Regions from separate parts of the Homo sapiens genome. Here all the other regions are linked to region 4. A link is a contact called in ENCODE Hi-C or POLR2A ChIA-PET data. All regions are on one chromosome and are shown on one strand. The core of a region is the stretch at or near the end of the contact, and the rest is flanking DNA. Distances in the headings are between cores, read along the strand shown. Region 1 holds the start of HERC5 (HECT and RLD domain containing E3 ubiquitin protein ligase 5). Region 2 holds the start of NUP54 (nucleoporin 54). Region 3 holds the start of NAAA (N-acylethanolamine acid amidase). Region 4 holds the start of HNRNPD-DT (HNRNPD divergent transcript). Region 5 holds the start of COX18 (cytochrome c oxidase assembly factor COX18). Region 6 holds the start of PPM1K (protein phosphatase, Mg2+/Mn2+ dependent 1K). Region 7 holds the start of SDAD1 (SDA1 domain containing 1).

What was found. Hi-C counts contacts between places; a loop is a spot of excess contacts on that map. ChIA-PET counts read pairs that join two places held with the same protein, here RNA polymerase II (POLR2A). Pooled maps may share reads with other maps.
Region 1: a pooled map shows a loop between it and region 4 (21-fold over the local background). The contact joins the promoter of HERC5 here to the promoter of HNRNPD-DT in region 4. A Hi-C loop is called at or near these places in 2 of 37 single-sample maps with no recorded cell type and 8 of 50 pooled maps.
Region 2: a map of naive thymus-derived CD4-positive, alpha-beta T cell shows a loop between it and region 4 (10-fold over the local background). The contact joins the promoter of NUP54 here to the promoter of HNRNPD-DT in region 4. A Hi-C loop is called at or near these places in 1 of 168 maps with a recorded cell type or tissue (naive thymus-derived CD4-positive, alpha-beta T cell) and 14 of 50 pooled maps. POLR2A ChIA-PET finds 5 or more read pairs at or near these places in 1 of 52 experiments (naive thymus-derived CD4-positive, alpha-beta T cell).
Region 3: a loop to region 4 is called in a pooled map, with 7 times the contacts of the local background. The contact joins the promoter of NAAA here to the promoter of HNRNPD-DT in region 4. A Hi-C loop is called at or near these places in 5 of 50 pooled maps.
Region 5: a pooled map shows a loop between it and region 4 (6-fold over the local background). The contact joins the promoter of COX18 here to the promoter of HNRNPD-DT in region 4. A Hi-C loop is called at or near these places in 2 of 50 pooled maps.
Region 6: a loop to region 4 is called in a map of naive thymus-derived CD4-positive, alpha-beta T cell, with 6 times the contacts of the local background. The contact joins the promoter of PPM1K here to the promoter of HNRNPD-DT in region 4. A Hi-C loop is called at or near these places in 1 of 168 maps with a recorded cell type or tissue (naive thymus-derived CD4-positive, alpha-beta T cell), 3 of 37 single-sample maps with no recorded cell type and 16 of 50 pooled maps.
Region 7: a loop to region 4 is called in a pooled map, with 6 times the contacts of the local background. The contact joins the promoter of SDAD1 here to the promoter of HNRNPD-DT in region 4. A Hi-C loop is called at or near these places in 6 of 50 pooled maps.

The regions. Positions count from the first base shown.
Region 1 is chr4:88,455,548-88,458,940 of GRCh38, reverse strand. It overlaps HERC5 (HECT and RLD domain containing E3 ubiquitin protein ligase 5), which reads right to left and starts at 1,822. Exons shown (of 23, transcript NM_016323.4): 1 at 1,407-1,822. The coding sequence starts at 1,671. The region is part of intron 1 of LOC102723458 (a long non-coding RNA gene); the gene reads left to right. RefSeq lists an enhancer at 1,763-2,192.
Region 2 is chr4:76,146,588-76,150,387 of GRCh38, reverse strand. It overlaps NUP54 (nucleoporin 54), which reads left to right and starts at 1,991. Exons shown (of 12, transcript NM_017426.4): 1 at 1,991-2,080. The coding sequence starts at 2,014. LOC124900718 (a long non-coding RNA gene) reads right to left here and starts at 1,839. Exons shown (of 2, transcript XR_007058144.1): 1 at 1,786-1,839; 2 at 1-1,181. RefSeq lists an enhancer at 1,882-2,041.
Region 3 is chr4:75,938,775-75,942,386 of GRCh38, reverse strand. It overlaps NAAA (N-acylethanolamine acid amidase), which reads left to right and starts at 1,374. Exons shown (of 11, transcript NM_014435.4): 1 at 1,374-1,643; 2 at 2,222-2,386. The coding sequence starts at 1,438. RefSeq lists silencers at 1,152-1,621, 2,022-2,091.
Region 4 is chr4:82,373,277-82,376,762 of GRCh38, reverse strand. HNRNPD-DT (HNRNPD divergent transcript) reads right to left here and starts at 2,195. Exons shown (of 2, transcript NR_183813.1): 1 at 2,098-2,195. HNRNPD (heterogeneous nuclear ribonucleoprotein D) reads left to right here and starts at 2,772. Exons shown (of 9, transcript NM_031370.3): 1 at 2,772-3,317. The coding sequence starts at 3,085. RefSeq lists an enhancer at 2,644-2,813 and a silencer at 3,174-3,273.
Region 5 is chr4:73,067,422-73,070,974 of GRCh38, reverse strand. COX18 (cytochrome c oxidase assembly factor COX18) reads left to right here and starts at 1,259. Exons shown (of 6, transcript NM_001297732.2): 1 at 1,259-1,658; 2 at 2,846-2,946. The coding sequence starts at 1,326. It overlaps LOC112268467 (a long non-coding RNA gene), which reads right to left and starts at 1,029. Exons shown (of 2, transcript XR_002959797.2): 1 at 946-1,029. RefSeq lists enhancers at 908-1,424, 971-1,490, 1,425-1,940.
Region 6 is chr4:88,282,767-88,286,674 of GRCh38, reverse strand. PPM1K (protein phosphatase, Mg2+/Mn2+ dependent 1K) reads left to right here and starts at 2,114. Exons shown (of 7, transcript NM_152542.5): 1 at 2,114-2,269. It overlaps PPM1K-DT (PPM1K divergent transcript), which reads right to left and starts at 1,745. Exons shown (of 5, transcript NR_134238.1): 1 at 1,614-1,745. RefSeq lists a silencer at 1,752-1,971 and enhancers at 1,706-2,229, 2,142-2,231, 2,272-2,331.
Region 7 is chr4:75,989,630-75,992,983 of GRCh38, reverse strand. SDAD1 (SDA1 domain containing 1) reads left to right here and starts at 2,039. Exons shown (of 22, transcript NM_018115.4): 1 at 2,039-2,232. The coding sequence starts at 2,143. All of the region lies in intron 1 of SDAD1-AS1 (SDAD1 antisense RNA 1), which reads right to left.

The sequences.
Region 1 (3,393 bases), core at 573-3,072, 6.1 Mb before region 4:
CCCAAAAAGCAAATAACAGTAATAAACACTTCCCGACAGTTACCAATAGAAACCAATGCCTATATTCTTAAAAGGAAGGATTATGTTTGGGGGACTATCTTTAAAGAGGATGCTGTTGAAAACATTTTTCATTGGCATTAGTGCACATTTGGCCCTTTCTGAAGTTAAGAGATTAAACTGTCCACTAGTAAAAATGTACTCTTATTTAATTTGTTCACAAAAATTAAACTAGGATAGTTTTGGGACCTTGTTTCATCTTCAGTGCTAATGAAATAGAATCTATTCGTGTAAAAATCTCAAAGCACAAACCATATTACAAATGCTAGGGGAACCAAAACAGTTTGGTAATAAGAAATGGTCCAGCAGACTAACGGTTTCTTTTAAAGAGTCTCAGCATTTCAAATCAGTTGAAAAAAAGGAAGTATTAAGAAATGGTATTGGGACATAGGCTAAGCCTTTGGAAAAGCAAATAAATCTAGCTCCCCTCCTACCTCAGTACTGAAAATTCCAAGCGTACGAAAAATTTTAACTTAAAAAAAAAAACCTTAAAATTACTACAAAAATGAGTACATTTTTTAAAACACTGGGAGTGTGGATAGCTTTCCAGCCTAACATAAAACCCATAAGCCTTAACAGACAAAAAAATTGACAGACTACCCCCCAAAAAATGCACTAAAAACAACATGCACAAAAGGCAAAGTGAGAAAAATATTACATGTACGACGTGCAAAAGGCTATTCTTATTCAATATTCAAATACCTCTTCCATACAAATAAGAAAAAGATTTAACAACTCAAATTTCTAAAAGCCAGGCAAAGATAAACAGGCAATTTACCGAAAAAGGAACGCAAACGTCCAGTAGTTAAACGCAAAATAAACTCGCAGCAAGATACCAATTTCTTCACTCCACAGATGGGCAAAATTTTAAAGAACGCGGGCAACTATTTCCCCCACTTCGATGAGAATGTGGGAGAAGTGCAACTGAAGGCCAAGGTAAAATCCCATCACTGAGAACGACTCCCAAAGTTGGAGCAGTGACTACTTTCTCAAAACGAGACAGTGGGAGATGCGGCGGGCGGGGGACGGGGGTACAAACTTGAACAGAAACCTATGAGAAAGCCAGACTGGCTAAAAGGATGAAGACGGTGCCCGCATGCCCCGCACCGGCCACTTTGCTGAGCGGAGGATCCGCTGGTCGCCAGTATCCCGCTCACCCCGCGCCTGACACTGACCGGGATAAAAGACAGCTCAGGTGCGCCGTCGGCGAAACTATCCGAGCCAGGCGCGCGTCTGCGGCCTTCTGGGCTCTCCTCCCTCAGGCGCGGACCCCCGGCTGCCCGCCCCTCACAGCCCTCAGCCCTCACCCCTCACAGCCCTCACAGCCCTCACACACCAGCCCCACTCACTCGGCGTCCGGGCGCCGCCGCTCCCGGCGAGCAGCTGGTGAACCTGGACGCCCGCCCCGCCGCGTTCCAAGACCGCGAGGCGCCCCGGCGAGCAGCAGAGTTGGCGCGTCACCTCCACCCTCCGGAGCAGCGCGCGGTGGAGGCCCGCGGCGCTGGGAAAGAGCCAGAGCTGTGCGCCCGGAGACTTCGCGGGCTGGGTCGCGGCGGCCTTGCCCGCGGTCGAGCGCCCGTTGCGCCGCGACTTCCTCCGCGACCTCCGCTCCATCGCCGCTTTGCGGGGTCCCAGGCCCAGAGGCGAGAGGAGAGAACGCCTGGTCCCGGGACTGAGCGCGCCCACTGCCTCAGGCGTTGCGCTGCAGAGCGGGAACCAGCTGCGCGCAGCTGCGTGGCGTCGGGGAACCGCAGCCTCAGCTACTGAGCCCCTGCCGGGACGCCACGCCCCCCACGTGCTGTTTGGGGGCGGGGCCTGCAGCTCCAGTGGAAAACGAAACATAATGTTTGTTGTTGTTTTTAGGGGGCGGAATCGAAAAGGAAAAGGAAACTGTAATGAGAGTGACTTGGCAGGCGGCCAAAGGCAACAGGTCGTTGGCTGGGGTAAAGGCCGATGGGCTGGACTGAGAAAGTGTCCCCGGGCGGGCAGCGGCCACCTTAACTCCTGGACGGAATGGCTTTCGAGGAAACGCTGCAGTTCCACTAGGAGGCACCCTGACACACGCATTTCCAGAGGGAGGGATAACGGAAGCCAAAGTTTGTTAAGCGTTGTGCGCCGCGGCCGGGCGCGGTGATTCACGCCTGTAATCCCAGCACTTTGGGGGGCCGAGGCGGGCGGATCACGACGTCAGGAGATCGAGACCATTCTGGCTAACACGGTGAAACCCCGTCTCTACTAAAAATACAAAAACAAAATTAGCTGGGCGTGGTGGCGGGCGCCTGTAGTCCCAGCTACTCGGGAGGCTGAGGTGGGAGAATGGCGGGAACCCGGGAGGCGGAGTTTGCAGTGAGCCGAGATTGCGCCACTGCACTCCAGCCTGGGCGACAGAGCGAGACTATGTATCAAAAAAAAAAATGCGTTGTGCGCCGGGCTGAAACCGGCATAAAACTGGGCAGAGCTATGCAGGCAGCTACCCTCCCCCCCACCCCTACCCCCACCCCCACCCCCCTCGTGCCCGCTCCGCTACGTATTCCCGTATTCCCGGGTGCCTGGCAACAGTGATGTGCTTTAGGCCTTTTTTAGAATGCATACAAACGGAACCATATCTAAGTGATGTCTGGCTTTTTTAACTTAGCACAATGCTTTGAGATTCATACTATTGTGTTTAATTAGTAATTCATTTGTGTTATTGTTGAATGGTAGTCTATCATATGGGTAAGCCACAGTTTATTTATCCATTCACCAATTGATGGGCCTGTCGGTTGTAGGGAACAGGAGAAAACTTCCCCTTTGCCCTCTGAAGGGTCACCGAAAATCAACTGACAAGGCTGGGCCTGGGCTCCTGCCTGTAACCCCAGCCCTTTTTTAGCCCAAGGCAGGAGGATCTCTTCTTTGTGAAGTGTGTATTCAAATCTTTTGACCATTTATTTATTAGCTAGCTTGACTTTTTATCTAAGAGTTCTTTATATATTATTGAGTTCTTTATATGTTTCATACCATGTTCTTTATTAGCTATACGTTTTGAAATGTTTTCTACCTGTCTGTGGCTTGCCTCTTCATTTTAAGTGTCTTTTGAAGCACTGAAGTTTTCAATTTTGATGTAATTTATCCATTTTTTTCTTTTACATAGTTCATACCTTTTTTGTCCTACTTAAGACATTTTTGCTAAATTCAAGATTATAAGATTTCCTCATTTGTTACCTTCTGGAAGTTTTATAATTGTTGGTCTTCATTATATTTAAAATGAATTATTCTTTATAGTATCGATAGATGCTGGAGGCAGATAAGGGAGGGTCCCTGGAGAATCTCTGACCTGCCTCACAAGCTTTTGTGCAG
Region 2 (3,800 bases), core at 742-3,241, 6.2 Mb after region 4:
TCTGCTAGACTGGGAGGGCTGTTTGTTTTTTTAAGGTAAGCTGAGTACTTAGCCATTAGACAATGTGCTAAATCAGGGGTGTCCAATCTTTTGGCTTCCCTGGGCCACGCTGGAAGAAGAAGAATGGTTGTTTGTTTTTTTAAGGTAAGCTAAGTACTTAAGCGTTAGGCTATGTGCTAAATCAGGGGTGTCCAATCTTTTGGCTTCCTTGGGCCACACTGGAAGAAGAAGAATTGTCTTGGGCCACACATAAAATACACTAACAATAGCTGATGAGCTTTAAAAAAAATCGCAAAAAACCTCACAATGTTTCAATAAAGTTTACGAATTTGTGTTGGGCTGCATTCAAAGCCATCCTAAGCCATGAGCCACATGTGGCCTGTGGGCCGCAGCTGGACAAACTGCTGGTAAATCAAAGCTCCTTAACATGCTAAGGAAGGTCTTTCAAGATCTGGTTTCCACCTATCTGTCATTCATTCATTATTTATTTCCCCCTGTTATATGCCAGGCACTTGTGATGGGCATGGAACAAGAGGGACATGGTTCTTGCACTTATGGAATATATACTATTGTAAGGAAAAATTAGATTGATAAATTATCTGTGACAAACAGTGAAAGAAGGCAGGGCAGTGGGTATGAGAGCATACTCAGTTTGTAGGAGTCAGACACGGGTCCACCATTCACCAACTTGCCCAAGCCAGAAAGCAGGAGGTTGTCCTTGAATCCTTACTTCCCACGTCCAAATACTACGAGTCTCATATATGCTATTTCTTAAGTATCTCTCAAATTTATTCTCCTAATTCCACTGCCAGATGTAATCCAAGTCATTATCATCTCCTACCTGTGCAACTACAACAGACTCCTAAAAGCTCTATCTTCCTCAGGCATTCTGGCTCCTTCCAATCCATTCTCCTTATGGCAGCCAGAGGGATCTTCTAAAAACAAAATTCTAGTCATACTAGTCCTCTGCCTAAAACCCCTTAAAGGTTTCCCATTACCCTCAAGAAATAGTCTGAAATCCTTACCATAATTTACAAGGCAATATAATATAATGGTAATTTTTACAAATTGGGACTCTGGAGTGGAGAAACATGAGTCCAAAACCAGACTCCAGAACCTACCTGCAAGGTGACTTTGGGCAAGCTGCTTAACAACTCCAAACCTCAATTCTCTCATCTCACCTGCAAAATACAGTTACAGAATCTTCTCTATTTATTTATTCTGAGGATTAAATTATATTACAAGTACAACAGAGGGGGCCCACTCTTCCCCTCTTTTTCAGTGCTCCCCTTAGAGCTGTGGTTAGGAGTATTTACTCTGTAAACAGCCTGACCCTTTGGTACCTGTTTCCTCTTTTATAAATTGGAGATAGCAGCAACCCACCTCATAAGATAGCTGATTAAATTATGTAAAATGTCTAGAAGAGTGCCTGGCACATAGTAAACGCAACGTGTTTGCTACAATTCCATTCGCTTTCATTTCTTCCAACGTGCATCCTCTTTACTGCTTCTGCTCCGTCTACTCATCCTTCAGCACTGGGTTCAAATACCACCTCCTCGTGGGTGTTGGGGGGGTTCTCAACCCCAGCCCTGCTGCCCGACCTCCCAGGCCCGCTAGTTGATGAGGCAGCAACTTCAACCCTACCACATACAAATTCTAGCTGTCTACCGCGTATCCCTACAGTAACAACTTCAGCCTCTGCACACCTTTCCCAAAGAACCTCCCTACGGCAGTTTTTAAAGGACTCTCAGGCGGCACACCCTCGCGAGCGTCCCAGCATTTTACCTTAACAGTGACACCCCACAGCATGTGAAGCCCACCGGAAGTGAGCTGGCTGGGGGCGTTCCCTCACAACCACCCACCTCCTACGCCCTTGGCGCCTTCCGGCCTCTTAGGCTAGGTCAGAAAGGAGGCGGAACTCGGTGATCTGACTGGCGGTTTCCCGGCCGGACTGAGAAGGGGAGCGCGCTGCGCGTCGCAGGAGTAACCTACTTGGTCTCCTGCTTTCGCGACATGGCCTTCAATTTTGGGGCTCCCTCGGGCACCTCCGGTACCGCTGCAGCCACCGCGGCCCCCGCGGGTGAGTGATCCCCCTAGACCTTCACCCGGGAAGAAGGGGAAGGGTCTGGTCCGCCCCCTCTGTCCGAGACTCTCCGACCTGGGGATCCTGGAATCTCCCGCCGACGCGGAGACTTTAGAGGCATTGGAAAAGGGCGGGCGGCGGCAGAGTGGGCCGAGGCGGCACCCGAGGAGGCCACGGGGGTACTCGGGGTCCCACTAGAAGCTCGCTTGCCGCGCGTGAGTTTCCACAGGGCCCTGGCTTGAGCGGTTCGCTTCCCGCTGCCGGGGAGTCCTACTCAGAGAAATTGGAGGTTGCTTCCCTCTCCCCTTGCCCGAGAACCTCCCTCCCCTCTGCACCTCAGCCTCCTGGATGGGCGGGAACGCTTGCGTGGTTCCCGCTGCCGGACTCGGCGAGGATAGGGCTGGGGATCCACCGGCACTGCCCATTGACTCCCTTAGTTCCACCCCCGGCCCCCTGTGGTCCTCGCTGTGGGGTTTATCCGTCATGCTTCTTCCATCTGCCCCACCCCACCCCCACTCTGCTTTCTTAAACTGTTTGGAGCAAAACCAGGTTTGTTCACTTCTGTGAAACCTCCTGCTGATTCTTCTAATCCTTATCTTGCTTTCTTTTCTTTTTCCCTCTCCCCCTTTTTAAAATTTTGTTTCTTTGCCTACACGCCTATCAGGATTTGGTGGGCTTGAGACTGCCAACTCCACCGCCAGTGGGTTTAATTTTGGGGGTTTCGGATTAACTGCTAATCCTGCAGTGAACTTTAATATTGGGAATTTCGGTGTTTCTACTACCTCGGCGACTCCGTTCAATTTTGGTAACAGTCTGGCAAGTGCAGGTAGATACTGCGGGTTGTATGTGTAACCAGTGTTGGGAGCTGGAGTCCAAGAATATTGTGGTTCCTGGAGTTTGGGAAAGAACAGTTACTTGTCTAATAGGGAAAGGAAATTTATTTCCTTATCTCGAATCAAAAACATCTGTATCAAGTTTTTACTGCCTTAAAAGATGTGGTTTAGGAAAGTTTTGCAAGTTACAGTGTTCCTTTATTAAATGTGCACTTATCTTCCAAATGATAAGCATTTGGATTATAATTTTGAATAGATCTTTAAAATTATTAGGTAGGACTTCCAAAGTATAAACTCACCACCAGTCAAGCCCATCCTGGGATTCTTGGACTCCTGCAGTCATTTTTCATTTTTTCTGCATCTTTCATTGAGATTTCATTTTATTGTCCTTGTGTTTCCAAAGAGAAACAAGTCTTATACGAACAGCAGTAACCTGTTTTGTTTTTTAACTTGTGTTATAATGATAATAATGTATTTCTTTGGTCAACTCAGCAGATTAGGATACTATAAGATGTGTAATTTCTATAAGATTTGTAATTATAGAAAGAATCCCCAGTTCTTTGCTGGAATTTTGGGAAATGCTCAAAGAGAGCAGTTTAGTTTTATGTGATATAGCATCGAATTCTAAAAGGTAAGCTAGACGTCTTTGCATTCAAAAAGATAATTATGAAGATTTTCATATGCACGTGGGTTGTTTGCAGCTCATTAGAAATTTTGCAAAACAATAATGATATATACATTTAAAATAGGTTTATGGGTACTTTACATAGTGACACTGTAGAAAAAAACTTGTTCTTCAGCTGCTCGTATATGAATTTATCGTCCATAGTCTCTTACGTTATGCCTCTTGTGCCCATGCCAATTATATGCATTTGATAAACATT
Region 3 (3,612 bases), core at 125-2,624, 6.4 Mb after region 4:
AAAAAAAATGTGTTTAGTTTCTACTATGCATTTAGTTTTTTTTTTTTTTTTTTTTTTTTTTTTTTTTTTTTTTTTTTTTTTTGAGACAAAGTTTTGCTCTTGTCACTCAGGCTAGAGTGCATTGGCACAATCTCGGCTCACTGCAACCTCTGCCTCCCAGGTTCAAGAGGTTCTCCTGTTCAGCCTCCCAAGTAGCTGGGATTACACCACCACGCCCGGCTAATTTTTGTATTTTTAGTAGAGACAGGGTTTCACCATGTTGGCCAGGCTGGTCTCAAACTTCTGACCTCAGGTGATCCACCCGCCTCAGCCCCCCAAACTGCTGGGATTACAAGCCTAAGCCACCATGCCCGGCCCTTTCATTTAGTTTCTACTATTCATGTACACATGTACCCTGTTTTACCCACAGACAACTGTGCTAACCGTTAAGAATGTCCCAGCCTTACTAAGATTTTCCTAAGTTTGTCTCCCAGACATTGGGAACTCAAAGGTGAAGAAACTTAGGTGTGAAGGTGGATTGTGGATTCAGACCTCCTTACTTGGAGGCCAGTGCAGAGACACACCAGCAGAGTAACCTCGGGTACATGGCTTCACCTCTCCAAGCCTCACACTCCTCATCAGTAAAGCGAGGATTAGTGGAACCTACCTGTTGGCTTGTTTTGATGATTAAATGAGATAATGTCCGCGAAAAATATTTAGCAGATAAATGTTCACTAAATTTTGAGCTTTAAAAAAATGTTTTACCAGCCAGGCGCGGTGGCTCACGCCTGTAATCCCAGCACTTTGGGAGGCTGAGGCCGGTGGATCACCTTAGGTCAGGAATTCGAGACTAGTCTGGCCAACATGGTGAAACCCTGTCCCTACCAAAAATACAAAAATTAGCCAGGTATGGTGGTGGACGCCTGTAATCCCAGCTACTTGAGAGGCTGAGGCAGGAGAATCGCTTGAACCCAGGAGGCGGAGTTGGCAGTGAGCGGATATCTCGCCGCCGCACTCCAGCCTGGGCAATAGAGTGAGACTACATCTCAAACAAACAAACAAACAAGCAAACAAAGTTTAACTGAAAAGTCTTTCCTGACACCTTTTCGCTACTGAAAATCTTACAGCCCCTCCCGGCCGCAGCCTACACTCCTTCGGCCCAAGCAGGTGCGCTGGAACCGGCAGTTGGTGAGAAGCCGGCTGCCGGCAGCCCCAACCCTTAGCGGCCCCGCGGTCAGGGACCTCCAGGCCCGATGGAGAGTCGGGGCGGGCTAGTGGATGCGCGGCGGGGACGGGAGGTGTCGCCGCTCCGGCTTGCCGGTGACAGGGGCGGGCGGGTCGTGCGCGGGCCCCACCTCCAGCGATCGCAGCCCAGCCCCAGCTCCTCCTCCTCCACGGCTTACCCGGGCTCCGACAGCGGCTGCAGGTCTCCAAGTTGCGGCCGCTGGAGCCCGAGCCATGCGGACCGCGGACCGGGAGGCGCGCCCGGGGCTTCCGTCCCTGCTGCTGCTGCTGCTGGCCGGGGCCGGGCTGTCAGCCGCCTCGCCCCCAGCAGCGCCGCGCTTCAACGTGAGCCTGGACTCGGTCCCCGAGCTGCGCTGGCTGCCCGTGCTGCGGCACTACGACTTGGACTTGGTGCGCGCCGCGATGGCGCAAGTCATCGGGTGAGCTGGGGCCCTGGACGGGGTCTGCGGGGACACCGGCCCTGCGGGTCGGAGTCAAACGCGCGCTGCTCAGAGTGCTTTAAACGGGGACGCTTTACTCCCCGCCACCCTTGGAGAACTGGTTTTGGCTGCCGCCCTGAGCAGCGTCCGGGTTGGGGAGAATCCAGCGCGGCAGGTTCGGCTTTCAAGTTCGGTGTCACCCGTGGCACGCCAGTCCTTGAGCCATTCCGGGTCAGCGTGGCGCGCGAGTTGTCGCCCGGGCTGCATAGCTACCAAGGAGGGGCAACCCGCGCCTTCCTTGCGGGCCTCGCGGGCCTTCCAAGCTTGCCCCTTTGGGACCAGCCTCACTCGCCCTCCCCATTCGGAGTTTTCTTACCCGCCGCCTTCCCCCCGCCCCCTTCCCCCCACTCCCGGGAGGCTGCAGATTGAGTGACGCCGCGCCTGGGCGGTCCACTGACTGGGGAGCAGTGGCCCTGAGACCTCACGCCCTAAGGATGTAGCCCCGCTCGCAGTGCACACGCAGTCGCACGCCGCCGACCTCTGAGCGGGTCAGACGCCCTTGTGCTTTTTGTTTCTAGGGACAGAGTCCCCAAGTGGGTGCACGTGTTAATCGGAAAAGTGGTCCTGGAGCTGGAGCGCTTCCTGCCCCAGCCCTTCACCGGCGAGATCCGCGGCATGTGTGACTTCATGAACCTCAGCCTGGCGGACTGCCTTCTGGTCAACCTGGCCTACGAGTCCTCCGTGTGAGTGCCCCAAGCCCGCGCGGAGTAACGCGGGGCTTGCGGGGGCCCCCGACACAGACTAGCGGGAGGAGACATATTTTCCGTGTGATAAAAACAGGGCGGTGCCTGCTTGCCTAGAAACCTCCAGCGCTTCCTCTTTGCCTCTCTGGGTAAATCTGAGCTGCACATCGTAGGCTTCGAGAGGGAAAGCAGATTCTCCGATTCAACACTAAACTTTCCCTCTACGTGTAGCCCCGGGTTTTCTCTTCCCCAATCCAGGTAGCGTACTTTTAAAATTCTGCTCAAAGGCCGGGCGCGTTGGCTCACACCTGTAATCCCAGCACTTTGGGAGGCCAAGGTGGGCAGATCACGAGGTTAGGAGTTCGAGATCAGCCTGGCCAACATAGTGAAACCCCGTCTCTACGAAAAACACAAAAAATTAGCCAGGCGTGGTGGTGGGCGCCTGTAATCCCAGCTACTTAGGAGGTTGAGGCAGGAGAATCACTTGAACCCGGGAGGCGGAGGTTGCAGCGAGCCGCGATCGCGCCACTGCACACCAGCCCTGGCGACAGTGCGAGACTCTGTCTCAAAAAAAAAAAAAAAAAAATTCTGCTCAAAACGTACTTTTCCAGGAAGTTTTTGAAACTAAGCCTCCTCTCATCTGGACCCTTTAGTTAACTCAGTGGCCTTCCAGCTCTATACTGGCAGTGGCTCATCTCTGCCCTTATTTGTCGCCCTGCATTTATCCTTTCATGTGTGTCGTGGCTGAAGTGTCTGTGTCCACCAGGGCTGGGGCGACAGGGAACACTGCTCTAATAGGGCCAGCCAGTGTTTGGACCGGGAAGTGGGCATGATAAAATGTGCATCCAGGCTGGGCGCGGTGGCTCACGCCTGTAATCCCAGCACTTTGGGAGGCCGAGGCGGGTGAATCACCTGAGGTCAGGAGTTCAAGACCAGCCTGGCCAACATGGTGAAACCCCGTCTCTACTAATAATACAAAAAAATTACCAGGGCCTGGTGGCGGGCACCTGTGAATCCCAGCTACTTGGGAGGCCGAGGCAGGAGAATCACTTGAACCCAGGAGGCAGAGGTTGCAGTGAGCCAAGATGGCACCATTGCACTCTGCAGCCTGGGCGACAAAGCGAGATTCCATATCAAAGAAAAAAAGTGCACCCAGAAGTGAAAGCAACATGGAGTGTGTGGTTGATCCCAGGCAAAGTGCAGGGGACCACTAAAGGTTTATGGGC
Region 4 (3,486 bases), core at 946-3,445:
CCCCTTAATCTAACAAGTTGGACATACTTATTATTTTGTCATTCAATAATTCAACTGGCAATTACATAGTGTGGATATACTGCTGCTGTGTTTATGTGTGTGTGAGAGTGTGTTAGGGAGGGAGAGATACATAGAAGACACTGTTTTCTAAGAACTCATGGTCTAGTAGAAAACAATGAAGAATAACAGAGGTAAAGATAAAGGGCTGTGAAAAGGGATCATTAATTCTGCCTCAGGAAGCCTGGGAAGACTTCACATAAATAGTAACATTTGTTTGTTTTTGAGACAGGGTCTCACTCTGCCTTTCTCACTGCAGCCTCCACCTTCCAGGTTCAAGTGATCCTCCCACTTCAGCCTCAGGAGTAGCTGGAACAACAGGAACCACCATGCCAGGTTAATTTTCTGACTTTTTGTAGAGGCAAGGTCTCACTCCGTTGCCCAGGCTGATGGCCAACTCCTTGAGGCAAGCAATCCTCCCGACTTGGCCTCTCAAAGTGCTGGATTACAGGCGTGAGCCACCACGCCTGCCAGAAGTTAAGTGAGTTCCAAGAAGAATATTGTGTGGATGCAGGAGCACATCCTGGATGTAGAGATCTTGGCCATAATATCAAGGACTATCAGTGATATGGACATCATACATCCTCATAAAGCATGTAAAGGTGTTAGCTTTAAAATCATTCCTAGGTTGTCTGGAACTTTTGACATAAATTCTAAGAATTCCAGAAGCTCCTAAGCTACATGTGAAATCAAAATGAACCTTTTGGAAAAGTCACTATTACCAAAAGGTGGGTATGTCTAATGATATCTTAAGATCAAAATAAATGACAATTACCGTCACTTGAGCCAGAAAAGATTAAACAGACTTCCCTTCAGTCAATCATCTTAGTTGTATCTAACCCGGAATATATGGTTTGAGCACCATATCCACTTTATCCTTTGCTAATATTCTGGCAGGTGGAGACAAATGTGGAGTCACTACCACTTTACGGTAAACATTCTTGGTATTACCTTTATGTGACTTGATTATTACGGGAGTTTGGTAAGATTATATTTTTAGGACGTTTTCAGAATTTGACCTGTATTCTTGAGTTTTAATTATTCTGTAATGTAAATTCTACTAACTTGATTAATAAAACTTACTTATAATCTTCCTTTGAGATTTTTGGATAGTGTCCAATTAATACAAATTCGTTTAACTGCAGTGGAAAATACCTAAACTTTTTTTTTTTTTTTTTTTTTGAGACGGAGTCTCGCTCTGTCGCCCAGGCTGGAGTGCAAGTGGCATGATCTCGACTCCCTGCAATCTCCACCTCCCGGGTTCAAGCGATTCTCCTGCCTCAGCCTCCTGAGTACCTGAGATTACAGGTACCGGCCACCACGCCCGGCTAATTTTTGTATTTTTAGTAGACACGGGGGTTTCACCATGTTGGTCAGGCTTGTCTCGAACTCCTGACCTCGTGATCCGCCCGCCTCGGCCTCCCAAAGTGCTGGGATTACAGGCGTGAGCCACCGCGCCCGGCCCAAATACTTAAACTCTTAAGATTTTTGCTGGAGTCTGCAAACTCGTCTTTGTTTCCCCCGTGCCCGAACACTTTAATTAAACAGGCAAATAATTATTTGTTGACTACAGAAGTACCTAGAAGCTTCATTTTCTTCTAAGGATACTGCTGGAAGCAGCAAATCCCAAAGCCCGAATAATCCAGTCTCCAGCCGAGGCAGCGGGAATTTTTAATAGGTGTATAAAATTACTTTTTATACACCTTAATGAAACGCCTAACGGTGTTACAAGAAAAGAAAAAAAAAAACCACGCACACACAACAAAAAAGCCAAACCCGAACACAAACTCATAAACCTCGTAAAGATGACTCACGACATTTATATATTCTATGTACAAAGGCTAAAGAACATTAAGCGAACCCTTGATTTAACACACTTTCCAATTATTAGTAACGTAAAGGAATCACGGTACGTTTTAGGATCTTTAAACAACAAAAGCAAAGCAAAAACAATGTTTTCCTTAAGATATGCAAGTTACCTGCTTCTTCGACCAAAAACAAAAAAATTCCAGGAGAAAAGCAGGCAAACAAAAATCTTACTTGGAAAGCCAAATCTTAAAAAGAAGCCCTATCGGCCCAGCGGCGATAGACGAAAACCTCAATGTCACCCGGTCCCGGGCGGCGACGGCAGGGAGAGTAGCTGCGGCAATCAGTGCGCGCGCGGTCCGCTGCGGCGCCTGGCGCTCCGCGGGCGTCCGGGTGGACAGCGCCAGGGGCACAGGGCTGACATCTCAGGGCTAATTCCCTCCTCCAGTGCGTAAATCCAGGCTTAAGCCGCCGCAGGGTGTGAGCCTCCCCTCCCCCACCCGAACGCCGCAGCTGCACGGGGCACGACAGCCTTCGCAGAGGTGCAGCCACACCCCGGCCTAACGCTGCTGCTCCCGCCGCTACTGGAGTGGTGGGGAGGGGTGAGTGGACTCCAGGAATCCTCGGAAGGGCGGGGGCGGAGGCAGGGGGCCCCTCTAGCCGCTACTTCGAAACAGCACTCCTTGTTCTCGATGGTCCCCGCGCGACTGTCTTAGCTCACGACACTTCCGGTTCCTTTTAAAGGCCCCCAAGGCTGTGCAACGCGGAGCGTGAGAGGAAGGTATAAAGGGTAGCGAGAGGGCGGGACCGAGGAGGAAAGGGAAAAAAAAAAAACTAGGGGGATAGGGGTGGGGGGACGCGCGAAGGGCGCGCTCTCGCGTCACGTGACCGGGACGCGCCGTTCTTCCGTCGGCCATTTTAGGTGGTCCGCGGCGGCGCCATTAAAGCGAGGAGGAGGCGAGAGCGGCCGCCGCTGGTGCTTATTCTTTTTTAGTGCAGCGGGAGAGAGCGGGAGTGTGCGCCGCGCGAGAGTGGGAGGCGAAGGGGGCAGGCCAGGGAGAGGCGCAGGAGCCTTTGCAGCCACGCGCGCGCCTTCCCTGTCTTGTGTGCTTCGCGAGGTAGAGCGGGCGCGCGGCAGCGGCGGGGATTACTTTGCTGCTAGTTTCGGTTCGCGGCAGCGGCGGGTGTAGTCTCGGCGGCAGCGGCGGAGACACTAGCACTATGTCGGAGGAGCAGTTCGGCGGGGACGGGGCGGCGGCAGCGGCAACGGCGGCGGTAGGCGGCTCGGCGGGCGAGCAGGAGGGAGCCATGGTGGCGGCGACACAGGGGGCAGCGGCGGCGGCGGGAAGCGGAGCCGGGACCGGGGGCGGAACCGCGTCTGGAGGCACCGAAGGGGGCAGCGCCGAGTCGGAGGGGGCGAAGATTGACGCCAGTAAGAACGAGGAGGATGAAGGGTGAGTAAGGGGCATCCCAGGATAGTCAGGCCCAACTAGTCCCCCTCCCCCTCTTTATTCCCCCGCCATTAGGCCTGGTTCCCGCTCTCAGCCCGTTCTCCGGGCCCCCATGCAGCCTCCTTGCACTGGTCTCCCTTTTTCTATGTTGGGTTCCCCGGACCTTCATTTC
Region 5 (3,553 bases), core at 10-2,509, 9.3 Mb after region 4:
ACAGCTGAACAGTAGTCAGTAGCAACTGATGGCTTTTTTGTTAGCTTAATAAATGGATAAAGAAATAGATTGGTAGGTTTTTCTTTTAGAAAAAGTTTATATATAGTGTGTGTTGTGCTGTGTGTTTAAACACATTTAAAAATTCATGTATAGATTTATCAGTCAGTTTGGAAAGCAGATGAATTCCAGAATCCTGAGAAAGTTATCGTAGGGTACCCTTGGTTAGGTGCACAGTGAAGGGCAAACAATAGCTGGCGTTTGACATTACCCAACATTGTTGGAGGCTTCTTTTCCTAAGTAAGTAAATAAATAAATAAATAAAAATCAAGGTTTACTCCTCACAACATATTTTAGTCTGTAGTCTAGGGGTGACCCTTCGGTGAGGAAACTCCTCCACAACATTCCATTTTGTTGTTTCCAGGAACACAAAAGTTAAAACTATATAGTCCATGTAGATTCAACGTATTCCTTTAAACCAGAAGACAGCCAGTGCTGCTGTTCAGGCTCTTTAAAGCTTATATAGGATACAAGTAAACTCAAGGAATTCACCGTACTGCCAGTGATAGTTTCCCTTAAATAAAGAGATGATACTTTTACTATAAGATTTTTGCTGCTATTTATCATGGAAGACAAAACACCGAAGAAATTCAGTTTGCAGTTGGTGGTCCAAATACTAACTGGAACAGATGGGCCAATTAAATCTACAAGAGACTGAACTATCCCTCGTGCTTAACACTCAGAGTCAGCAAGAAACATGCGTCTCTCTACAAGCAGGTACTTTAGCAACGTGTGACTCTTGAGTATGATAATCTATCGTAATCGCTAACGGAAGCAATCAGGTGCACGTAAAGAGGTTGGGGATCAGCTTCTGGTCACAAAAAACCGAGCAAGGATAATTCCACTACAAATGACTATTAGCTTTAGTGAAAAAGAATGGTAAGTTACACGGTGTAGATGAACTTTACAAGGCGAGAGCTCCCTAAAGAACACCCAGCCTGGCGGAGGGCAGCAGGCTCCACCCATGTCTCTGCAGTTTTGGTCCGGCCTCGGACTAACTACACCCTAGCAGCGGGAAACTTTCGCGTGTGCGCAGTAGGCCTGTCCAGTGCCGCGTGGGAAAGGCGGGACTTTCCTATCTCTTGCGTCACATCCACTGCGACGCAAGACGTCACCGGCTTGACTGGGAAGGTCAATCGCGGCTGCAGGCAGGCGCGCATGCGCTTTATGCCCGCTGTTGCTGGCGCGTGCGCGTATCAGCCTTGGCTGGCCGGTGTATGTCCGCTGGATTGTGAGGCCCGGGATCTGGGCTCCGCCGTGGTGCAGAAATGCTGTGCCGGCTCGGCGGTCGGTGGCTGCGGCCGCTCCCTGCCCTGCAGCTTTGGGCTAGGGACCTGCCGCTTGCGCCGGTTCCTACGAGCGGCGCCAAGCGCCCCACTCTCCCAGTGTGGGCAGTGGCACCAGTCTCTGCAGTACATGCGAACGGCTGGTACGAGGCCCTGGCCGCGTCTTCGCCGGTGCGGGTTGCGGAGGAAGTACTGCTCGGCGTGCACGCCGCCACGGGCCTGCCCTGGTGGGGCAGCATTCTGCTCTCCACCGTGGCCTTACGGGGTGCTGTCACGCTGCCTTTGGCAGCCTACCAGCACTACATCCTGGCCAAGGTGAGGGGCGCCGAGCCGTGCGCGTACCCTGCGCTGCAACCCCTGCGGCGGAGGAAGGCCGACATTCACTCAGGGTTTTCGATCGCACGATGTTGCCTTCTGCAGTGCTTAGTGTTTAATCATCGTGACCATTTCATTGTGACCATTTTAGCGTTAAAAAAAATTGAACTAGCATTAGGTGTGTTAAATAAGATACTTTGTGACACGTGTACCTGTCATTTCTTTTGTCTTACTGGATTTGTGCTCCAAGCACAAGTGGTTACTATACTTGCTCTCGGGGAACGGAGACAAAGAAATCAGTCGCAGAAGAAATTGTGTTGGCGAAACCTACAAAATTTATGTCTTAAAAGTTTTAATAGCCAGTATGTCTGCAGTGTCTTTCGTCCCAAAGTATTCCAGCTGGTCTTTCTTATTAGGAAGAAACTACTAGACTAACAGTTTGCGAACTTGTTTCCTCTCCAGACCCGACTAAGACTGTGTCTGGTTGGTCGCAGTTACTTGACCTTTTAATGCTGAATCCTTTTTTCTGAGGAATCAGGCTAGCAGTACCTTCCTTGCCTACTTCACAGCGTTATCAGAGCAAGTCAGATAATACGGGTTAAAGTGCTTGATTATTCAAATGGGATATTTCAAAAATAGTGGCTTTCTTGTTTTCAGGTTGTGAGCATGGGGAAAAAAAACCGGAAACAAAACAGGAACGGAATCAGCAGCAACATTAAGGCAGTGAGCCATTTTACAGGAAGAATGAGCACAGGGCAGGAATAAATGCTATTTTTACTTTTGATTTGTGGCTATCACAGTGTATTAAAGGTTCTTAACAAACTGCTGTTTTCTCCGCTTACGTTACTAGGAAATGTAGAGATGGAACAGTAAAGCCCAGGGTGCAGTTCTTATCTAATATTTGTAACCCTGTGAAGTAGGTGCTGTTATATATTTTATATGTGAGGGAACATGATTTTAGAGGTTAAGTTACTTGCACAGGATCACATGGATAAGTATGCATTGTGAATTTGGTTGTGACTGAGGACATTTTAAGCAAATTAACATCTTGTGCTTAGAATTAAGATTTCTTGATATGATCAGTAAACTACATTTTTAAATGACTCGAGGGAATAATGTGAAAGATTATGAGTCATTATGAATAAAGATCCTTTATGTGCTCATAACAAAACCTATTTTTTAGCTAGGTGGAAAATTTGCAGCCAGAAATAAAAACTATTGCCAGGCATCTTAACCAAGAAGTTGCAGTTCGTGCAAATCAGTTGGGGTGGTCCAAAAGAGATGCCAGGTAAGCTAATTATATCCACGTAAGACCATACGCACACATACACACACACACACACACACACACACACACACACATACATAAATTGTGATGTTAATTATAAGTTTGAGTATTCTGTAGTTTTGGCAGTAAAGTATTTCTTTTTTTATATATATATATATATATATTTTTTTTTTTTTTTTTTTTTTTTGAGACGGAGTTTTGCTCTTGGTGCCCAGTCTGGAGTGCAATGGTGTGATCTCGGCTCATCACAACCTCTGCCTCCCAGGTTCAAGCGATTCTCCTCCCTCAGCCTCCCAGGTAGCTGGGATTAACAGGTAGGCACCACCATGCCTGGCTAATTTTGTATTTTTAGTAGAGATGGGGTTTCTCCATGTTGGTCAGGCTGGTCTGGAATCCTGACCTCAGGTGATCCACCCTCCTCGGCCTCCCAAAGTGCTGGGATTACAGGCGTGAGCCACCGTGCCCAGCCTACTCTTTTATATTTTCATAAGTTATTAATATGGCATGATAGTTTCATATGCTGGACTGAAAGCAAAGAAATAAATAGATAAAGATAAGAAGAGTATGTTCCTATTCTTTAGGGATTCCAGCCTATTGAAAAAGACAG
Region 6 (3,908 bases), core at 865-3,364, 5.9 Mb before region 4:
AAAACAAAATGAATGATCTACAACTGCATACAACAATATGGAAGAATCTCACAAGTGTAATGTTGAGTCCAAGTAGCCAGAAACAAAAGAACACATACTTTATGGCTTTATATATAACAAGTATAAAGATAGGCAAAACTACCTATGCTGTTGAAAGTCAGCATAGAAACTCCCCTTGGAAGAAGGCAGTGCCTGGAAGGCAGGTTGATGGGGTTCCCAGGTATTAATAATGTTTTGTTCCTTGATCTGGGTGCTGGATACAAAGGTGTCTGCAGACTGTGAAAATTCATTGAGCTGTCTACACTTAGGATATGTGCACTTTTTAAGACACATGTTTCAATAAAATTATTATTTTTTTAAATTCCACGCCAGGTACAGTGGCTCATGCCTGTAATCCCAGCACTTTGGGAGGCTGAGGTGGGTGGATTGCTTGAGTTCAGGAGTTCAAGACCAGCCTGGGCAACATGGGGAAGCCCCATCTCTACAAAAAATATAAACATTAGCTGTGTATGGTTGAGCGTGCCTGTAGTCACAGCTACTTGGGAGGCTGAAGTGGGAGGATCACTTGAGCCTGGGAAGCAGAGGTTTCAGTGAGCTCAGATAGCGCCACTGCACTCCAGCCTGGGCAGGAGTAAAACCCTGTCTCAAAAAAAAAAAAAAAAAAAAAAAAAAAAGAAAGAAAGACAAAAGAAAAAAAAATCCAGGAAGTCTATGAAAAGACATCAACTCAACATAATATTACTCAAGGTTATTACTATAATTTGTGAGCCGTCAATATGAGAGTCACTCTCTAACCTGGTTATTAAATGCACTGGATTCAAAACAGTTGTCCCTGGCCTAGAATAACTAAAATGCCAAATCAAGTTAATTATTTATCTTTAAAATCTCTAATCTCTCTGCTCTTCTCTCCCTTCAGTGATATTGTCATAGTTTAATCAAAGTCATCTTCCACCTTAAATTTCATCTGTCATCATCTCCTAATCAGTTTCCCAATAGCTTATTTTAACTGTTCTTTGCACACTAACCAAAGTGATGTAAAGTCTAAACCCAGACCCTTTCACTTCTTTTTTTCGAATGCCTCAATAGAAGCCCATTAAATTTAAAATGTAATGCCAACTCCAAGCCCCTGTCTGCCTCATCTCTCTCACATCATGCTGTTCTTTCCCTCCCTCAATATGCTGGAGACACTTTGGCTTTCTTTCTGTTCTTCCAAAACGCCGGGCTGTCTCACCGAGAGACCTTTGTCTGCTGTCCCCTCTGCCCAAAACAATTCATCATTTTATTGGTTCCATGGCTGAATGACTGATGGTTTAAATGCCATCTTATAAAGTTCTCATATAACAATCTTATCTGAAGTTATCCTCCAGTGTCCACACCATGCCTATTTCTTTCCTTGACATGATTAATTACTATTCTATGTGCTTGCTTACTTGTTGGTTTTCTCCCTCTTCTTTGTTAGACTGAAAATTCTATGAGGGCAGCTATCGTGTCTAGCTGTGTTAGGGGCGTATCCCCAGTGCCTAGCAAATGTATAGCATACAAGACGTCCTTCAATAAACACAGAAATACTTGTTTAATGAATTAATAGACATTCCCTAAAGATCACAAGATACCTGTTCAGCCACGAAGAAGACTGCACTGTGCACTGCTGTTCAAAGACATGGCAGTGAAATCAGATGCCTTTCAAACTCTAAGCCTAAGCAGTATTGGCATTCCGTTCTCGGTTTCCTGGCTGTCACAACTACAGTCCCTTAGCCCGAAGCGAAACCCCCTCCGCGCTCCGCCCGCTGGCTAGGTACCAAGTCTCGCGGCCCCACCCACCGCGCAAGCGCGCCCCCTCTTTGGCTGGGGAGCTAACCTCGGGAGGGCGGGGCGCCGCCGCGAGCCACCACTGGCACAGGGTGACGTCGCTCCGCCGCGCAGCTGGAAGCCTGCGAAGTCAAATAGCAGCCGCGGGGAGGCTCGTTCCCATCGGCATCTGTGACTGGCTGCGATCGAGGGCCCGGGCGGCCGGCCAGCCGTCTCGCCGAGTGCGGACTGGCCGGATCTGCTGTCAGTCAGCGGGAACAGACTTCTCCCTCTCCATCTGGTCAACTGCGGGAGAAAAATTTTCGAGAATTTCCAGCAGGCAAGGCAGTGGCCGCTTTGACTGCTTGCTTCGGAGATCCGAGACGACGGAGAAGGCACTCTTATTTACCGACCAAGAAAGCTCCTCCCCCGTCCTCCGTTAGCTAATTAAAACATTTTTCAGGGACGTAGCCATCCAGAGGTAAGAGCCTAGAGAGTGCAATTCATTTATTTCTGCTAACCATGTATGCTGTTCTTTATTGGCGGTCGCGGAATGGAGAGTAAACGGAGAAGGGTTTCCCGGGAGGTCGAAGGGGAGACGTCGGTTTCCGTTCCCCCGCCCCCCGAGTCGGCGCTTGGCCGGCGGCCTCTCGGAGTTCTCAGAGCGTCGCTTTCTTCCCTTTGGAGGTCGTGAGCAGCTCGTCGGGGTGAGGCGGGGCCCAGCTGGGCTGCCTGCGCCCCGGGCGGCGGGTTTCCAGCCCAGACTGCGCTCGGCCTTGAATGTGGCCGCAGGCTGGAGGGCCAGCGCGGCGCGAGGCGGGCAGGGTGGGTGGGCTGGGACTGGAGACCCTTGCCCGAGGCCCCGGAAGCGAGGATGCTGCGGGGTGGGTGCCGCGTTGCCTCCCGGGCGAGGGAAACGTGGCGACAACGGGCTCGGTACGCCCAGAGGGAGGTTGGGAGGCGGAGACCTGGCGGCAGAAGGTGCCGAGGGAGCCCAGCTATTTGCGAGGCTTCGCAGGCAGGCGGGCGTGTGTTCTTCCCACCGTGTGTCACCCTGACCACCCGCCTGTCAGGGCCAGCGAGCCGAGGCCAGGATCCTGAGCTGTACCCAGGTGAGCTTTTCAGGAGGTCCGGCATCGTGAAGGATGCACAGCCCCGGCTGGTTTTGATCCGAAGACTTGGGTTTTACTTTGCGCAGGGAGCGCTGTAGTACTCAAGGCGTTGTAGCTGGTGATGTCTTTTTCAGCAGCCGCTTTCTGTAGATGAGGGAATTCACCGGATGTGACAAAGAGGCTCCAGGTGGAAATAGCCAGGGAATTTGCAGTCTCAAAAGCTCCACGGGCTTTTCTGAGCCTCCCACTGCTAACGTGCAGCAAGGCCTCATCGGTTCTTTCCGTCAGGGCGGAGGAATGAGGCTGTCCTTCGGTTTCAGAATGAGCGACTAAAGTGACAGATTACAATGACGATGAAAAAGAGCAATGAGACCGGTAGCAATGGCTCACGCCTGTGATCACAGCACTTTGGAAGGCCAAAGCGGGCTTGAGCCCAGGAGTTCGAGACCAGCCTGGGCAACACATCGAAACCTCGGCTCTACAAAACATACAAAAATTACCCGGGCGTGGTGGCATGTGCCTGTGGTCCCAGCCCCGGAGGCTGAGGTGGGAGGATCTCTTGATCCTGAGTGGTCGAGGCTGCAGTGAGCCGAGATCGCACCACTGCACTCCAGCCTGGGCGACAGAGCAAGACCCTGTCTCAGAAAGAAAAAGAAAAACAGCCATGGTTTGTGGTGTTCTGGTTAGGCAGCTGTGGCAGGAAGAAGAGCAGCACGTGCGTGTGTGTGTGTCTGATAAAATACCTTAGTTACAATATTTGAGTAGTGAGTTCTCGCTAATAATTTTTTCTTGCAACCTTAGTCATTACTACTGATCACCCAGGCAAATTCCTTGACTGCAATCCTTAGAGACGAGGAAAGAAGAGAGGAGAGTGGCTGGTGACATAATAGACTGTGAAGGAAAGTTCTTAAAGGCATTATAAAGTTACAGGTTTGGGATATAGTCTGTGGCTTGTATGCATATTTACTAACGTGTCTTAAAAGATATCTATGGGAATAGAATACTGAG
Region 7 (3,354 bases), core at 790-3,289, 6.4 Mb after region 4:
CTTCCATGCTGCTGGAGGTAAAATGAACTGACCTATATGCCCTCCTTAGAATAGCAATTAAAGCCTTTCATATCAGGACAATATAACCTTCTCAGCTCTTTCCCTGCTGCACCCTGCCCTCCCAGCCTTTAGTCACACCAAACTTATGGCTATTGTTTCAATACACCAGACATTTTCAAGTACCTGTACGCAGTCTTTTTTCTTTTTTTTTTTTTTTTGAGACAGGGTCTCACTGTATTGCCCAGGCTGGTGTGCAGTGCTTCACTGCAACCTTAACCTCCTGGGCTCAAGCAACCCTTTTGCTTCAGCCTCCTCAGTAGCTTGGACCACAAGCCTGTGCCACCATGCCTGGCTGATTTTTCAACTTTTTGGTAGAGATGGGGTCTCACTATATTGCCCAGGCTAGTCTTGAACTACCCAGCTCAAGTGGTTCTCCCACCTTGGCTTCCCAAAGTTCTGGGATTACAGGCTTGAGCTACCACACTTAGCCAGATTTTGTTTTGAGAATACTTTTTTTGCCCTCACTAAAACAACCTAGCCAAAAAATTTTAATTTAAATCTATGCTTTTTAAAAAAGATTTATTGCTGACATTTATTTCTTAACTTCACAGGTAACTGATTTGATAATTAATAAATAAGTCATTCTCCAAAAGCAGCTGAATAACATGGTTTGTGAAGCATTCTTTATTTTGTGTGCAGGTGTGATTACAGAGTTGTTTTGTTTGGGGCTCATTTTATCATCGTCACAGATGAGGTTGGCGTTCTATAAAATTGCTTTGGTTAAGCAGAACCCTATTGTCTGGCTATTTTGCCAGACCAGCAACCAGCTACCAGCTGTTAGGCTATGTTTTTTCTCATGTAGTTACAATCAAGACTGTCTAGATTGAAATCTCATCTTCCTCACAGGCTATGAATTGAGGCAGTCAACTTCCCTGAGCTTGTTTCCTCTTCTGTAAAATGTAGATAACAATAGCACCTATTTTAGAGGGTTGTTCTGAGGATTAAATAAGTTAATACAAGTGCTTGGAATAGTGCCTGGCACAGGGTGGGTAATTAGGTTTTTTTTTCTCTCTCTCTAATTCACAACACCCTACCTCATTCATTCAACCCTTATTGATTTTTTACACCTTGAGATTGTAGAAATGTATTCTCCTCTTCGAATTACCAGGATCTGAATTAAAAACTCTGACTGAGGAGTGCTTACAAAGCTTATAACGATGGTTGAATTTTAACGATTAATTGCATTTATTAATGGTCAACATGATCACATTTTATCCAGCCCTCTTTTCCCTTGTATGGGTCACGCTAAGTTGAAACAACCAAAACCAAAATAAAAACATATCTAAAATCATACACATTAACTTATATGACCCTCGTTGCTCTTTTTTCCTCCTAAGAGGGAATAGTGTTATCTAGCGCCACGGTTCTTTTCAGTTTTGTTTTGTTTTGTTTTGTTTTTTATACGGAGTTTCGCTCTTGTTGCCCAGGCTGGAGTGAAATGGTGCAATCTCGGCTTACCGCAATCTCCGCCTCCTGTGTTCAAGCGATTCTCCTGCCTCAGCCTCCCTAGTAGCTGGGATTACAGGCATGCGCCACCACGCTCGACTAATTTTGTAATTTTAGTAGAGACGGGGTTTCTCCATGTGGATCAGGCCGGTCTCGAACTCCCGACCTCAGGCCCGCCTTGGCCTCCCAAAGTGCTGGGATTACAGGCGTCAGTTTCTAATTTTAGACTGCGGGATTAAAAATAAACGATTAATCCTCATTTATGTGCTTCATATGGGTGTCGGAATGACGATACATGCTAACACACGTGAAAAAATTTACATTTCAGATCCTTTCAGAAACGCAAGGCAATATTAAGTAGTAGCATATGCCCAAGGGCGAGGGGCGGGTCGGCGGTGGCTGGCTCTCCAATACACCACAGAGTATTTTGGCAACGAGAGTAATTTTGACACTCTGAGGCTTCCGTAGCATAGCTCGCTTTAGGAACCGCTAAGGTGTCGCCTGCCTAGAGTCCCATGCGCTATTTCCGGTCATACCCGGAAACACGAGTCCAAGCTGCAGCTGGCAGGGATTGCGGGGTGCCGGCCGTCTGAGTTTTTTTAAAACTGCTCGCCGCGAAGTCTGTCTGCAGCCAAAATGTCCAACAGAAACAACAACAAGCTTCCCAGCAACCTGCCGCAGTTACAGAATCTAATCAAGCGAGACCCGCCGGCCTACATCGAGGAGGTGGGAGTGCGGCGCGGCAGACGCTAGAGGCCGGATAGTGGATGGTTGAGACGCCGGTGCGGGAAAGCATGGAGTGGGGCTGGGATCCAGGCTCGCCGCCTATTCTTCTGTTAGGTTCAGGGGTCCCTCCAGAGGAGAGAAGGGGTTGGGGACGGGACATGCCTTAGGGTTCGTTCCCCACCTCTTGAAAATCTGTTGCCCCTTTGGATTTTCTACCTGCCCTGCTGCCGCTGAAACACCTTTAAAACCTCATTTTGTTTTAAGATATTTTTCTTCGTCCGCACGGAAGTGGAGAGAGAAATGGGCCGCACCCAACCACCAACTTCCACGCGGATTTCTCAGCCTCTTTTCAGAAATCCCAAACTTGAATTAGTCGGTAACCTTTGATGAATCGTATGTTAGAATGCTTTCGATTGACGTCCGTTTCTGAGAGCAGGCTGTGTACCCTGGACTGTGCCAGGAAAGGGGGGGGGGGGGTTTCTCAAGCACAACGGACAGACTCGGGAGCTTAGTATATTTAGTTAAGCCAGGATTCAAACTTACCGGAGACTGGCATGACTCGGATGTCAGAATTTGCTTCGGGAAAAGATTAGGTTGAAAAATTAGGCCCTCATTGTGATGGGCTTTGTGTACTGACCTCATGTAAGTTGTGAACATTAGGGGTGTTTGAACCAAGTACCGACAAAACGAAAGTGGTTTTTGATATATTAATCTGACAGGTGCTTCCTTCAGACACTCATTTATCAGACGGGCATTAAACAGGTATCTCTGCTAGGCATTTGCTGCAATTACATGTTTGTGCTTCTACCAGATTGTGATTTGTTCAGTGGCTAACACAATTACTTATTTTTTCATTGCCCTTCTCACTTCCCTCCTCCCCTAAATTTTCACATATATGTATTTTATGAGTGCTTTTTAACACATGGCAATCTCAGTGGCTTAGGTCACCAGTAGAGAAAGCCTCTCCAAGGATCAAGGTAGTGGAAATAAAGAGTAGGAAACAAGTACAAGAAGTTAAGTAACATAGGCAAGGCTTTGAGATGCTTAAAGCATTGTATAGCCATTCGCAAAGAAAGTGGTAAGTTGAGAGTCTATATAATTCCGTTAGATAACTCCTGCTGC